Regions from separate parts of the Homo sapiens genome. Here region 2 is linked to region 1. The links are chromatin loops, found by intact Hi-C in ENCODE. Cell type or tissue: endothelial cell of umbilical vein. All regions are shown on one strand. Links, peaks and the distances in the headings refer to the core of each region. The heading gives the core; the rest is flanking DNA.

Evidence for each region. Hi-C counts contacts between places; a loop is a spot of excess contacts. Peaks named below come from ENCODE experiments on the same cell type or tissue, not always from the same donor. Only the 100,000 strongest peaks of a DNase experiment are listed, where the experiment ranks them.
Region 2: it touches region 1 in a loop (3-fold over the local background); 3 of 110 quality-filtered maps call a loop at or near these places.

The regions. Positions count from the first base shown.
Region 1 is chr7:114,862,850-114,870,666 of GRCh38, reverse strand. No RefSeq gene overlaps it. Among named protein-coding and RNA genes, the nearest start is that of MDFIC, 55 kb to the left of the region's middle. RefSeq lists a silencer at 4,853-4,992. In endothelial cell of umbilical vein, for the core only: a CTCF peak has its summit at 4,928 (motif pointing left); a DNase peak (open chromatin) is centred at 4,896.
Region 2 is chr7:115,084,404-115,092,220 of GRCh38, reverse strand. The region is part of intron 1 of LINC01393 (long intergenic non-protein coding RNA 1393); the gene reads right to left. Among named protein-coding and RNA genes, the nearest start is that of LINC01393, 9.4 kb to the right of the region's middle. In endothelial cell of umbilical vein, for the core only: no CTCF peak of the experiment used is centred there; a DNase peak (open chromatin) is centred at 4,600; H3K27ac peaks cover 1,025 bases.

The DNA of each region.
Region 1 (7,817 bases), core at 1,861-6,860:
AATAAAAAGCACTAAAGGAATGTAAGAATTATTATTTTACCTTGAATAGCAAGATTTTCTATGAAACTATAACAGGCCAAATTAAATGCATATTATGTTTTATATAAATATAAATGAAATAAAATAAATATATAAACAAATGTATAAAATATAAATACTTTATAATAAATATTAAGAATAGCATTGAAACATATATCAACAATAATTTAATGATTTTTATTGATTCATTATCTTTAAATGTCTGAGGAATATTAATTTGTTTATAAGTTACGACTTGTATAAAAGCCATTTGCACAGGAGGTTGGTTCTGTTCTGTTCCCATCATCACCCAGCTACCTTTATTTGCTAGAAGAAATCCGTCATTTATTGCTAGGAGCTGAGAATCAAAACAGAAAGAATGTTCAGACCCTAGAGACTTAATATCTAATTGCAGCAACAGTATGGATGTTTAAAAGAGAAGGAAGAATAAATAACAATACAATTTTGCATGTCCTAAATTCCAAATGGAAGATTATCTGTCTTTCTAATTCTGAGGTCATATCAGCCAGCTCTGTGTTGATTTCTAAAGGATTCCAAGAGAAAACTAACATTATTTAAATATGCAGATAATTAGTAGAATAGAATTTCAGAGGATGGAACAATAGTGATGTACCTTTTGAAGGCCTCAGATTTCAAATTGCTTGCTCTTCCCTTGCTTCTCAATGAGGGAGAAATAGAATGGTTTCCATAATAATTTATAAGTTCCATTATTTGGGGTTCATTCAAATAAGGTTTTGCTATAATAAGAAAATGATAATTAGATTAAAGAGGTTTGATTTTGAATTCAATGACATTTTTACCACCCAAGACAAAGAAGGGTGAGTTATCTGACTACCTGAATCAACATTCATGTCTTTTTACTGGCAGGAAGATTTGGCCTAAATCAATTCCCTATTTCACTTTGAAAAATGAGAGAGGGGGGTAGAGATAACTTTAGTTATGTTCTATGTGTAAAACTATTAACAGAAGTCTCTGATTGAGTAGATTAAAAAATACAAAAATATCTTAACGTTGGTCAAAGTATTAAAGCATTTTATTTTATGGGTAGAACTTAACACTAGAGTTAAATTTCTTACTAGCATTTTACAATAGTAAATGTAGATAATATGTCACTTTTAAGCATGTAGAACATCTGTCAAAATGAAGAGTTCAGGAAAACAGGGTAGTATAATGGTTAAATGCTCAAGTCCTGGCATTAATGTGCCTAGATATGAACCCCCTAACATAAAAGTATGTCCTTCAATGACGTATTTTTTCTCTCTAATGCCCTAGTTTTATCATCTATAAATGGGAATGCTGCAGTTTAAATGCATATGTCCCTCCAATATTTATGTTGAAATTGATCACCAATGTGATAGTGTTAAGAGGTGGGGCTTTAGGGGGTGACGAAGTCATGAGGGCAGAGCCCTCAAAAATGGGATTAGTACCCTCATAAAAGAGACTGAACGCAACACTAGTGTCTCTTTTGTCCTTACATTACTGCTTCCAGGTAAGGACACAGCAACAAGGCACCATCTATGAAAGAGATGCCAAATCTACTGGCAGTTTGATCTTGGACTTTCCAGCCTCCAGAACCATTAGAAATAAATATCTATTATTACACATTACCCAGTCTTAGGTATTTGGTTATAGCAACACAAACAGACTAAGGTAGGGAATAATAACAGTACCTTCTCCATAAAATAACCATAAGGATTTAGTTAGAGAATATATGAGGAAGATGCTTAGCATGAAAATAACAATAAATGTTAGCTATTATTGATAGCCAATAATTTAGAATACATTTAACATTTTCCTTGTAGTCTTGAAACAATGACTCTCAATCTCATCTGGGTTAGCTTTTTTGGAATCATCTGGGTTAGCTTTTTTTAAAATTATAATATCTGCTCTTACCCCTAGAGGTTTTGATTAAATTAGTGTCCAGTGAGTTACAAGAGTTCCCCAGCTAATTATAGCATGCAGCCAGAGTTGGAAAGATTTGGTCCAAATATTCCCATGCAGACATGTAGCACTACACCCCTCTGTCAGCATCTGAGCCAGTCATTTCTCCAAACTACATTCTATGTAACACTATTGCAACAAGTTGTTTCCTAAAAATAAATAAATAAGAAGTAACTTAACATGGACAGATGCACAGGCAACTAAACTTGATGTTGTGTATATGTCTTAGAGATTCATTTTTCACAATAGCAAAATAGCAATTAAAAGATCTAAGTCCTACCTTAAATAAATTTATTTATTTATTTTTTATTTTTTTTTTATTTTTTTTTTAGATGGAGTCTCGCTCTGTCACTCAGGCAGGCTGGAGTACAGTGACACAATCTCAGCTCACTGCAACCTCCACCTCCCAGGTTTAATTGATTCGCCTGCCTCAGCCTTCTGAGTAGCTGATATTACAGGTGCATGCCACAATGCCCAGCCAATTTTTGTATTTTTAATAGAGACAGGGTTTTACCATGTTGGTCAGGCTAGTCTCAAACTCCTGACCTCAGGTGAGGCTAAGGTCAGGAGGCTGACCACCCACCTCAGCCTACCAAAGTGCTGGGATCCCAGGCATGAGCCACCACACCCAGCCAAATTTGTTTATTTCTGATGAATTCAGATTTCCCCAAAATCTTTTGTAATAAGGAAATGCTTCCTTAAGGAATGTTTAGCTTTCTGCTCAACCACATAGGGATTTGTACAACCCTATGTCAGTCTAGCAGCTTTGTACAACCATATGGGGTAAGCATCTCCAATTATTAGTCTGTTGGCTACAATATCAATTAATTAATATAGATAATCAATATACATATTAACAGCTGCTAGTCCTAAATACTGAGGATTTAAGGCTAAAAGTCACAGGGTGTAGCTATCTGAATTATGTATGATGTCTTTTTTTTTTTCCAAAATCACAGGTATCTTGACTTCATACAAGACCTACTACTCTATGCGAGCAGACCTGCCAATATGTATTCTTTAACATTTCACTGGAAGTCTAATAATGACTTGGGTTTGGAAATCACTGATTTATAACCTAGCCTTTCATAGTAAACCTTCGAGCTCCCATCTATTTTGCAAAAAAATCAATGAAGAAAACAAAGCTAGAGAAACCACTGACTAACCCAAGGAAAAGGAAGGAAACAAAGGATAGATGACAAAAGAGAAGAAGGAGGGCACCATGAAAATGCAGCAGAGCTGCCCAGTGCGTGTGTGTAATGCATGTGTGTGTGCATGACTGTGAGTGTGCATGCGTGTGTGTGTGTGTGTGTGTAATGAGACCGATGACATTGTATGGAGGGGGAGCAGGAAAAGAGGCATGCTTTGAATCGATCATAGGCTGAGGAGAAACAGAGCTCTCTTTTATGCGAAAGTAATGACAAATTCCTGGCCTTTAGCTAAAGATACTGAGAGAAGTGGAAGTATAGGGAAACTGCAGGAAGAATAAAATAATGATCAACTTGGGAGTTGAATAGTTTAAGACAAGAAACTTCAAACTTAAATGGCCATAGGAGTTAGTTAGTTTGGAGTCCCCAGCGTCTGTGAGTTCCATCTTTATGTTCATGTGCACCCATTGTGTAGCTCCCACCTGTAAGTGAGAATATACAGTATTTTATTTTCTGTTTCTGAGTTAGGTCACTTAAAATAATGGCCTCTAGGCCCGGCGTGGTGGCTCACGCCTGTAATCCCAGCACTTTCGGAGGCCAAGATGGGCAGATCACCTGAGATCAGGAGTTTGAGACCAGCCTGGCCAACATGAAGAAACCCCATCTCTACTAAAAGCCACAAAAATTAGCCAGGCATGGTGGCAGGCACCTGTAATCCTGGCTACTAGGATTGCTTGAACCCAGGAGGCGGAGGTTGCAGTGAGCTGAGATCACGCCAATCACTCCAGCCTGGGCAACAGAGCCAGACTACATCTCAAAAAAAGAAAAATGGCCTCCAGCTCTATCCATGTTGCTGCAAAGGACATGATTTCATTCTTTTAATGGCTGCATAGTATTCCACAGTGGATATACACCAAATTTTCTTTATCTGGTTTAACTGCTGATGGACACTTAGGTTGGTTCCATGACTTTGCTATTGTGAGTAGGGCTGCGATGAACGTATACATGCAGGTGTCTTTTTTATATAATGATACCTTTTCCTTTGTATAGATACCCAGTAGTGGGATTGCTGGTTCTATGTTAGCCGTTTGAAAACTTTCCATACTGTTTTCCATAGAGGTTGAACTAATTTACCTTCCCACCAGCAGTGTGTAAGTGTTCCCCTTTCTCCACATTCACGCCAACATCTGTTGCTTTTTAACTTTCTAATAATAGCCATTCTGACTGGTGTAAGATGATCTCATCTTTAATTTGCATTTCCCTGATTATTAGTGATGTTGAGCATTTTTTCATTTGTTAGTTGGCCACTTGAATACAACACTTTTAAAGGCGATGTCTTGTTGGGTCCCAGCTTTTACATTTTGGGGGTTCTTTATAGATTTGTAACTCTTTGGTAATATGCTTAACCACACCTCAGATTAAAGGGTAACTTTCTAGATTTGATCCAGATAAATTCTCATGTCACTATTAGGATTTTGTGGGAAATAGGTGCCTATTGTCCAAACATGAAAGTTATGGTTCTGAGAATACAACTTCAACTTAGAGAGACACATAAATCTCAACACTGATGTTGGAATTTGGGGGAAGAAAACCAGATTTATGTAATGTTATGTATAATTTTCAAAATTCAGTTGTAAAGTTGTAAAATCAAAACTAATTTTAACCTCAACCTCTATGGACATCTAGTTTGGATAGAGAGATGTCAGTGTTGGAGCTACTCAAATTGGTTTAGGGATGCTGCCCCATACAGCCACAGAAATGGAAGCCCTGGGACATGGCTGCCCTCTTGTGGCTTGCAATTAAGCAAGCTTTGGAACCACTCACAGTGGCTTCGCTCTGCCAGAAACCAAAGAATTTTAGGCAATATTGTGCCTGGAATAGGAGCAGAGACTTAAATTTCTGGGTAGTTCATGGAATCCACATGTTGAAATCATGTTAGGCCCTGAATGTTGAGAAAGCATGGGCTTAAGTGAAAGTCTATTAGAAGGATTTCCAACCTAAAGTGATTGTGACTTGATTTCCTTGGAAGACTTCATTTAGAACCAAGTGTATAGCAAAGTGGATAGAAATGGGCATTTATAGCTGCAAATCAATAAAGAGGTAAAAGTACTCCATGTCTGTGTTCACTATAAGCCTTTCATTGGCAGGCTTAGAACACAGCTTAAAGAACAAGTCTTGTTCTATATAAAAGTTGAAGAAACAAATTGTAGTCAAGATTTATTAAGCAATGCTGGACATTTTTGTAACCTAAAGAAATCTCTCCAATTCTTTCTGTGCCTACCTTAGTCATACACCAAAACCAAGTTTGAATGATGGAGCTCAGGGCCAAGACACTGGGAAGCATTGGGCAGGTTGGAGGGGTGTTCCAGTCTAGCAGTTTTGTACAAGCTGATTCTCCAATCTTCAAATAGAATTCCCCTAACCTTAGAGCCATCCCAGCTTTAGATTGAAGACTGAATGCCCTAATTTACTTTTATTTTGCGTGAATGAATTATAATGAAATTCTCTGTATGTAACTATCTAGTTGCTTCTAGCATTCTGTAGACACCAACCATAAATAAAATTAATTCATTAATGATGTAAACTGGGTTTAGAAAAAAATGAGTTGTAATTGTTATTTAAGGGATAAATAAGTGAGAGGCTTATTTATCCTCTCACTAAGCGAGAGGCATCAGAGAAGCTGTGAAGGCATAAAAATGTTGGAGGAAAAAAGAAGGAATTTAGGAAACATTGCAGTTAGTTACGAATTAGAGTGCATTTTATTTTCTTGAACAGATACAATGAAGATCTGAATTCTCTCCTAGTGCTTCGGTCAAATGTAAGACACAATTTTAGAGTGTGTATCTAGGTTGTAGAAGATTTACTGAGTTCCAACTGCTTTGGGCAAGCACTGGATTGGGAAAGTACTTCACATATATTACTCCATATCACTTTCAAAACAACTTTACTAAGATGAGAGGGGTAACATCCTCAGTCTCTCTCCTCTATTAAGTGGCATAATCAAAATTTGAAGCTGGGTGTGATGGACTCTGTGGCATATGTTATTTCTACTACATGGGCAAATCATGAGTCATTCTCTGCTACGTATGTTTTTTATTATGTTTAACTAGGAGCAGACTTTCAGAAGCAGCTGACAGTAGCTATTAATTATTGTCAGAAGTAGCAGCTTAGTAAAAATTATTTCCATCTATATTTGGTAAACATTATTATTCAGGTAAACAATACTAAAAACCTAATTCAACAGGCCAATTCATTCAGCTACTTTGGCTGCATTTTGTATCTCACTCATCTTGATCAGCTACCATGATAAAGCATTTTTCAGAAAACTAAACATTTCATAGGACATATATAAACTTATTTCTGGCCAACTCACTTCCATTACTAATATACGCCATTAACATTTTTTCAAGACTAAATGCCTTTTTCATGTTATTTAATAAAGCAATGACACATGTTGTAACAAGTATTTTTTTTCAAGGGCTGGAGTAGATTTAAAGTTCCCTTTAAGGAAAAATTTGATCCTTCCGAAAGGTACCCTCTTTGCCCTCTTCCATCTAGAAGTGGGCTGGCCTTTTAAAGGAAAGTACATTTTAAGTTCTTCACCTTTTACAACAGAGTAATAATTCTGCATCACCCTTATCTGATTGGTAAAGCTTATGGATCTCTTTTAATTTAATAAGACAAAGAAATCACCCATGAATTGATTTCAATTGCCAAAGCTTATGTGAAATTAACTATCCATTCATCTCTCTAGATTGTCTAAGATTTATCTCTCTAATGAGATGCATCACCGGAAATCAACATGGCTGCACACTATTCTTGCATTTCCCTGAGGCAGTGTTGGTTGAGCATAGGGTATGTATAGACCTGAGGTCATATTCCAGCCTCTCCAAATGTTAAATGTGTAACCTTGAAAAAATTAATCTCCTCGAGCCCAGTTTCCTCACCAGTAAGGGAATTTTAGAAATTCAGGCTGGTTCAGCAAACAAATTTAGAGTACCTGTTAGGAATCATATTTTGTGCTGCAGTTAGCTGTACAAAGTTTTATTCATTTATTGGCCAATATGAATTTTGACCATACACTAACACTTAAGGGATAAGGTCTTAAGGGATAAGGTTAAATCTTTGAACAAGGCTGCCAAATTCCATGTCCTGATAGCTTGTATGTTAGTAAAATATTCAGAAAACAAAAAGGCAATAAAGAAGTCATTCACTATAAACTCAGATAAGTAATGGAAACTACGAAGACAATAAAACAGAATGAGCAGTGATTTTGTGGGAATATGGCTACTTTAGAAATGATAGGAAAGATCACATTCCATTTGACAGATACATAGATTTTAAGAAAGGATGAATAAGACATCTCTCTATTCAAGGAGTTTACAGTCTAGCAGGGGGAAGAGGGGCATCAGCACACTTTCAGTATTGCTACAGTAGAGGTATCCATTTAGAGATTTTGGGGGGAAGATGTGCTTAAGCAATGTAAAAATGCCTCATGTAATGTTATGCACAAATAGGTATTCACCAAATGTTAGTCTTCTTTTCTCTCTTTAAGATTTAACATGATGCCCTTCTCCTTTAATCAATATAAGAAAAAAGCCAATTGAATCATCGTGATTAGTTCTTCAAATCAGAACATCTTGGTCCCGTTAGATGTCTAAAGAATGGATGTTTTATTTTTTTGAGAATAAA
Region 2 (7,817 bases), core at 1,665-6,664, 220 kb before region 1:
GAATTTGACTGTACAATGTGACCTTTAGTGAAAGCTGGCATTATATACAGATATTTTGATGTCTCAATTGCATGAAAACATTTCTTAACAAATCGAAATCAGTGAACTGTCTCTACTCATATATATATATGTATATATATATAAAATATATGTGTGTGTTTATATATATGTGTGTATATATATACACATTGAACCCAGGAGGCGGAGTTCATATATATATATGTGTATATATGTATATATGTATATATATGTGTGTGTGTCTAATATGCTCTTGTCTAATATTTATACTTATGTATATACACACATATATATCTATAAAATACAGAGTAGAATCTTTTGAGCTAAGGGGAGAACGTGGAAGAGGGGTTACTAAATAATGTTAGAATAGCTTCATTGAAAAGCAGTGTAAACAGCTTCATTGAAAAGTAATGCTAGAGGGAAGCCATAAACCCTCTCATTCTGTAATTAAGAATTTTGATAGATAAGATAAAAACAGTAACTTCATTTCTCAAATAAGATAAAAACGATAACTTCATTTCTCAAATTTGAATTTTTCTTCAAAAAGTGCTTTAGTTGCACTTCATTTCACATACCATATTTACCTTCCAGCCTCAGGACAACTGACATGAAAAATGTATATTCCTACAAAGAAACTTTAAAAAAAAAAAACAACCAAATGACTTGTTTCACTTTTATTTAAAAAAAACTAACAGGTTTTTCCAATTTTTTAATATTTCTGCTAGTAGAAAAAGGTTTTCAGTTACTCGACAGATACACCTTATCTCATACTGCAATTCTCTCAGGCAATGCGTACACATTTTGTGTCCGTTCACAGTGCAGTTCACTTGGAGACAAAAGCAAAAAGAATTTGTTTCACTTGAGCTATTCCTTTTTAACATATGCTTTCCAGCTGACTAACGTTATTTTTAAAATTGTAACAGTCAAAAGGGCATCAGCCATAACCATCAAAATTGTTATAGTTTTTTTTAGCATGATAATGCTCAAGGAAGGGACTAGAAATTTGTTATAATTTTTCATTAATGTTCTAGCATTCATAGTATGTCATGTATATAGATAGCCCTATAATTACCTACAAATTAACTATATTAAAAGATACCTCGATTTAAAATATCATGTTCAAAAACTACCTCCTATGAAATATTACCACTGGAGAAAAAATTCTTATGTTACCATTCTAAGTAAGAATATCTCATTGGCCTTGCTGTTAAAAGAACAATAGAAGACTAATTAGCTCAACTATGTATTAGTCCCAGTGAGGGAACCCCAAAGCCCACAGTAATTTTGACATAGATGTATGCCACATGATACCTTTATTATATGCTAATGATATTTGACCAGGAAACATAATAAAACTTCTTTAAAAATTCAGCCAGAGGCCGGATGCAGTGGCTCACGCCTGTAATCCCAGCATTTTGGGAAGCCGAGGTGGGTGGATCAGGAAGTCAGGAGTTCAAGACCAGCCTGGCCAACATGGTGAAACCCCGTCTCTACTAAAGAAACAAAAAATTAGCTGGGCGTATCGGCATGCACTTGTAATCCCAGCTACTCGGGAGGCTGAGGCAGGAGAATTGCTTGAACCTGGGAGGCGGAGATTGCAGTGAGCCGAGATCACGCCACTGCACTCCAGCCTGGGTGACAGGGTGAGACTCTGTCTCAAAAAAAAAAAAAAAAAAAAAAAAAAGAATGATTTTATTATAATTCTAAATAAAAAAAACTTTATGTTTACTATAAGTTCTTTTAACATACTTGCTAATTCAGCTATGTTCTGTGCATCTCTGTTTTACAATCAATCTAGTATATTTTTTAGCTGAAATAACTATTTTATCATCTCTAAATGTCCACTGATAATATGTTGAAGGATATAGAACTGTATACAGTCAGCTAACAAAGGATTTGGGGTTTCATTCATTTTTTGTCCATGATTGTTGCTACATTGAATATGGTATATTATACCTTCCCTTCTTTTCTGAAGAATTTCATCAGGAGGTACGAATATATTTAATGTATTAGACAGAAGGAGACTTTTTGGTTGTTGGTGATGGTGGGTGGTTTTTAAACAATATCAGAAATATAGCTTGGAAATTTTAAAATATGCATCTTGGATCACAAATGTTGAAAACTAGCTGATGACACCCTCTGTTTTTTTTCTATTCTGCTACACTGAAATTCTGTGAGGTCAGAGTTATTTCTAGTTTGTTTACCTCTGTATCTTTAGCATTCTGCACAGCATCTAGCCTTTGATCAATATTTACCGAATATGTTTATTATTGAATAAAGGAAGAAGTGAATGCTAAAATTCTAGACTGCAAGGAGCAACGAAGCAGATATTCATTTTAAGAAATTTTCCTGGTGTGTCATCTACCTTCCAAAATTAAACATCAAATAAAATTATGTGTTGCTGTTGTTGGAAAATGATGATGATTGTGTAAAGCATTTCACTCACCCTTGGCTTTATTTGGAAATCACCTGGGGAGTTTTAAAAAATACTGTTGTCTGAGTCCCATCCCCAGTAATTTCATTATAATTGGCTTGGGGTGTGGCCTGGGATTGGGATTTTTCCACTAGAATCTCTAAGAGTTTCTAGTGTGCAACTAAGATTGAGAACCACTGTTATAATATGATGACATAAAGATGACTATGAAGAAGGGACATTTCAGAACACCTAGCTTACAATCTTAATTTATGAAAATACAAAGAAGCTTTATTTTTAAAGCCAATTTTAGATAACACAATAAATCGATTCCATTTCTGGGTGACATACCAGCACACACATACAGAAATAAATCCTTAAACACCTTCTTTTGTTCTTTTCCTTTTTTATAGTTCAAAGAGAAACAAAGTATAAAAACACACTCATCAAAAGAGCTAAATTTGGCCCACTTCTTGAATAATAACAACATATTTATATGTAAAGGTAAAAAGCTTGGGAAGGGGAGAAACGAGTGGAGAGGGGATACTGTTTCCTAAATCTACAGTTGGAAATGACCTATTTCCCACAGTATCAAAGAATCAGAAAATGTAAACACACTCGTGCTTTTCTGCTCAGCTATCTGCTTGCTGGCCTGACTCTTCTAACTGTTGGCTTTGATTACTTAACTCCTCCTACCTGTTCATCCAACAACTCTGGAACCAATCTCGTCACAAATCTAGAATTTAAGAAGCCTAATCCTATAACTCAGAAGCTCAACCCTTTGCTATTCCAATCTGATTTGGGGCTCTGGTTCCTGTAAGTGGATTCCTATCTTGTATCCTCATGTGTAAGTGTAAGTCCCTGCTGTCAAAGACTTTTACCTGATTATGCACCAGTCCTTTCAGCAGGGTTCTTTTCTTACTTGGTTTCTCCCACTTCTGGGGAACCGGAACCAGAATACTGCTCTTTGTACTCTCCAGAAGGTCCAAGGTTTTTTGTTTGTTTGTTTGTTTGTTTGTTTGTTTTTCTTAGAAACAGTATAACTTTGGGGCCAAGATTACCAAGCAGCAGAATTGATAGCCACCTACACAGCATAACGTATGGAACTACAAATAGCCCCCACAAAACATACCCCAAAATATCTGCTGAAGTACCTCTGCTAAAAATGGATGCACTTCTGTTCAACAAATTCATTGAGTATGCTAGGGCTATTATTATGGAAGCTATGTTTTCCAAATGGAAAATTGGGATGCATCTTGAGAGTAACTAGCACTAGGAGAGGGTATCTCATGCCAAGCTCAGTAAATCCAGAAGTAACTAACCATTTTTCCTAAAGTATTCTTTTTGGTCATTCATACACTAGTCCTTGAGGTTTTTCTCGCTCCAAATCCTGGAAGTCTTACTGCATTTCAGTACAGGGAAGAGTGATCTAAGTCCTGATGCCAGAAATGTTTAGAGGAAAAAATAGCTATGGAAAGTGTTCAGGCAAAGGGTAGTAATTCAAACACAGTATTTAATCTTTTAATCTGTAATCTTTACACTTATTGGCTGTATGAAAAGGAGAATTTTTTTTCCACAGAATTATTTTATCATCTGTAAATAATAATTCCTATTTGACAGAGTTGTTATGAGAATCAGATTAGATAATGCACCCAAGACAGTGCCCAGAAAATTAGGTACTAAAATGCAATTCCTATCATAATAATTAATACTGTTGCTAAGAATAGAAATTACGTTCCATGTGTCTTCAAAAGCACATAAAAGTTTGTTTCATCATTTCACAAAGACTCTTAATCTGTGAAGTCTAAAATTCTCTACCAATAGTTAAATATTGGTGAAAATGTAGATTACTACTTTTGCAGCTAACCCCCTCCCAAGATGATGCCTCAGCTAAAAATGTAACAGATAATATTAATTTCTGAAAGAGAAAGGAGAGCTAACAAGATGATGTTTCCAACCCTTATATCCACAGCAGGATTGCTTCAATTCCAACAGCTCTTCATATGCAGCTAACATGCAGGTTAAGAGTTTAGTGCATTGTTATTATGACATGGTTTTTTTGACAACAGCAATCAGCTATTGTTGGTAAGTGAAAGTTGAAAAGATTGAATTGGTCAAATAAAAGCATTTTCTGCTGGGAATGCAATTGAGAAAGGCAACAGTCAAAACACTGCCAAGGTGATTCACGATGTTGGAATGTTATCTGGAGTGGGTCAGAGGAAATGTTCCAATGGTATCATGGTTTACAGCTCAACTTCAAATTTAGGTTCTGATTATCTTTTAGCTGAAAGTCTGCAATCATGCTCAAAACACAGTAAAGACCATAAAGTCTTGTTGAATGTTTATCGTTTATAAAAGGGAACAGCAAAGCTGCATAATGGTTCTGCTTTAAATTCTCTATTGTCAAGGATAAATAAGTGCTATTCCTATGTTATCATAAAATAGATTTGTCTGCTTTATTTTTGATGTACTGAGGTTTTTAAAAATTTGTTTCTATTTGGCAGTCCCAAGTTCTTACTGAAAGTAATTGTTTTGTGATAAATGTGGGTGATTTATTTGGAACTATAGGAAAGTTATTGATATATATGTAACTGTAGCATTTAAAGAAATCGGCAAACCCAGCATCTGGTAAGCTCTAGTAAAGCAAGCTAGCTGGAGACAGTTTATCAAGTAGCTAAGGTCCTTTGATTATGGAAGAAACTGCTTGCTGGGTCCATGCTAAGAGGAAAGGAAACAGGGAGCATGAGAAAATGATTTCTTTATTCAATTCTATCAGATTAGTATTATTAATGGATTGCTTATGATTTTTAGAAAATTCAGCTGGAAAATCAGAAAAGCTCCCTCTAAGTGTTTTCTCTCAAGCTACCCTGAAATATTGGAAGCGATCAACACCTGTCATTTATTTATTCATCCAGTAAATTCATCCAATACCAGTCATTCATTTATAGCATTATTATTAAATGGTAAGTAACACACTCCATGAGTGGAGGAAGTCAGAAAGAGATCAAATTAATAACCAATTTGCTAAATAAAGTTTGTATCATGGCTTAGAACTGTGGCCAAAATTAGCCTTCCTACTCCACTTTCCCAATATTTGACCTTGGCTTCCACCCAATAGGTAAAATAGGATTTGCAAAGTGATACCAACCTGGTCTGTGACACATGCTTTTCCATGCTTGCCCTCATGGAACTCAGAGAACTGGGATATAGAAAGACAGCCTTCTAGATTTGCTTTGCAAAGGCAGGCCCTTGATCCTGACCCAGACATGATTTTTGTGTGTGCGAAGCCATAAAGAGTAGCAGAAACCATGCATACACCAGACAAATAGATCCTAAACTAAACTAAACATTTCCATAAAGGCTAGGACAGTCTTGTTCATGGCCGTGTGTCGATCTATTTTCCTTATGGAACAGGAGGGATTAAAAATGTTCTTAATCAATATTGCCTCCTCCTGGTAGGTGCAGAGGATGCTCCCTTTCTTTACTATGGAAATGTGAGGAGTGAGTGTATAATAATCTCTCAACAATATTTTTGCTAAGTTTGAATGATGAGCAGGAGTTCATCAAGAACATGACAAAGAGAAAAGCTGATAGATATTATAAGCAGAGAACTAAGGCTTCCAAGACTGGAACCTAGGATGTGAAGAGGGATAGGGTTAGAAGAGGGGAGGAAGACGAGATGGAAGAGTAAGAAGTGACCCTTAGATTCCTGATCCATCACTCCAGAAATTCTGATTCAGTGTGCTTAGACAGTGGGGTTTGAGGATTAATTTCAAGTGCCCACTTGACTGGGTTAAGGAATACCCAAATAGCTGGAAAAGAATTATTTCTTGAGATGTCTTTGACGATGTTTCTTGAAGAGATTAGCACTTATGTCAGTGGACCAAAGTAAGAAAGATCAGCTTTCACCAGTATGAGTGACCATCATTCCATCTGTTGAGGGCCCTCATGAAACAAAAAGGCAGAGGAAAGACGAATTCTCTCTCTGTTCAAAGGTGGGATGTGCATCTTCTCCTGCCCTCAGACATCAGAACTCCAGGTTCTCAGGCCTTCAGACTCTGGGGCTTGCACCAGTGGCCCCAGGCTCTCAGGCCCTTGGCCTTAGACTGAGAGCTGTACTTTTGGCTGCCCTGATTCTCCCAGGCTTTTAGATTCAGACTGAATTAACCTCTGGTTTTTCCGGTTCTTCAGCTTGCAGACAGCATACGGTGGGGCTTCTCAGCCTCCATAATCATGTGAGTCAATTCCCATAATAAATCCCTTCATGCCTGTATATATCCAGTTGGGTCTGTTTCTCTGAAGAACCCTGATGAATACATAGGACCATGGAAATTTCATTGTTTGTTTGTTTGTTTGTTTTTTAAACAGTGATCAACTAACTCTAAAATAGGTAAACCCCAGGTTGAGAATCTCTCTTCTAGGTTGTGAAGAGATTTTAAAGAATTTAAACCAAGGATTAAAGTGGGAGAGAGAGGAAGGGTAAATATCAAAGAGAAAGTTTCTGTCTAGAGTGACTGAGCAGATGGTGGGGCTATTAACCTAGACTAGACACATATCTTGAGAAAACTTTACATTCTAAAATAAAATATTCAGTTTAAGTTTAAAGTTATCTACTCACTCCTGGATGAAGTCAGAGTTTAGTTATGTTGTAATTTATAAACACTAAGAATGAGTAGATAGTTAATTTACCCAGGCTCATTATTTTATTGAAGAAAGTGTATCGAACCACGTAGTGTGAGGAGTCTCTATTCTTACCTTTGACAAAAGACAATGAAGATAAAATTTGGCCTTTCTGTCAAATGGGGTCATCTGTGCTACTTTTGGTCTTTGGGCTAGCCAGTCTACAGATAACCAACAGTTACTCAGCCAAGTTCTCATGGGAGTGAGAATATGTCATGCTCATCTTGTTTCTAACAGGACATTGTCATACCCATCACTGCTTCACCAAGTTTCCAGAACCAAACACTGGTCTAGTTGAAGAATACGAAGTTCTTTATTTTTTATTTATTTATTTATTTAATTTTTATTATTATACTTTAAGTTCTAGGGTACATGTGCACAATGTGCAGGTTTGTTACATATGTATACATGTGCCATGTTGGTGTGCTGCACCCATTAACTCGTCATTTACATTAGGTATATCTCCTAATGCTATCCCTCCCCCACCCCCCACCCCACAACAGGCCCCGGTGTGTGATGTCCCCCTTCCTGTGTCCAGGTGTTCTCATTGTTCAATTCCCACCCATGAGTGAGAACATGAGATGTTTGGTTTTTTGTCCTTGTGACAGTTTGCTGAGAATGATGGTTTCCAGCTTCATCCATGTCCCTACAAAGGACATGAACTCATCATTTTTTATGGCTGCATAGTATTCCATGGTGTACATGT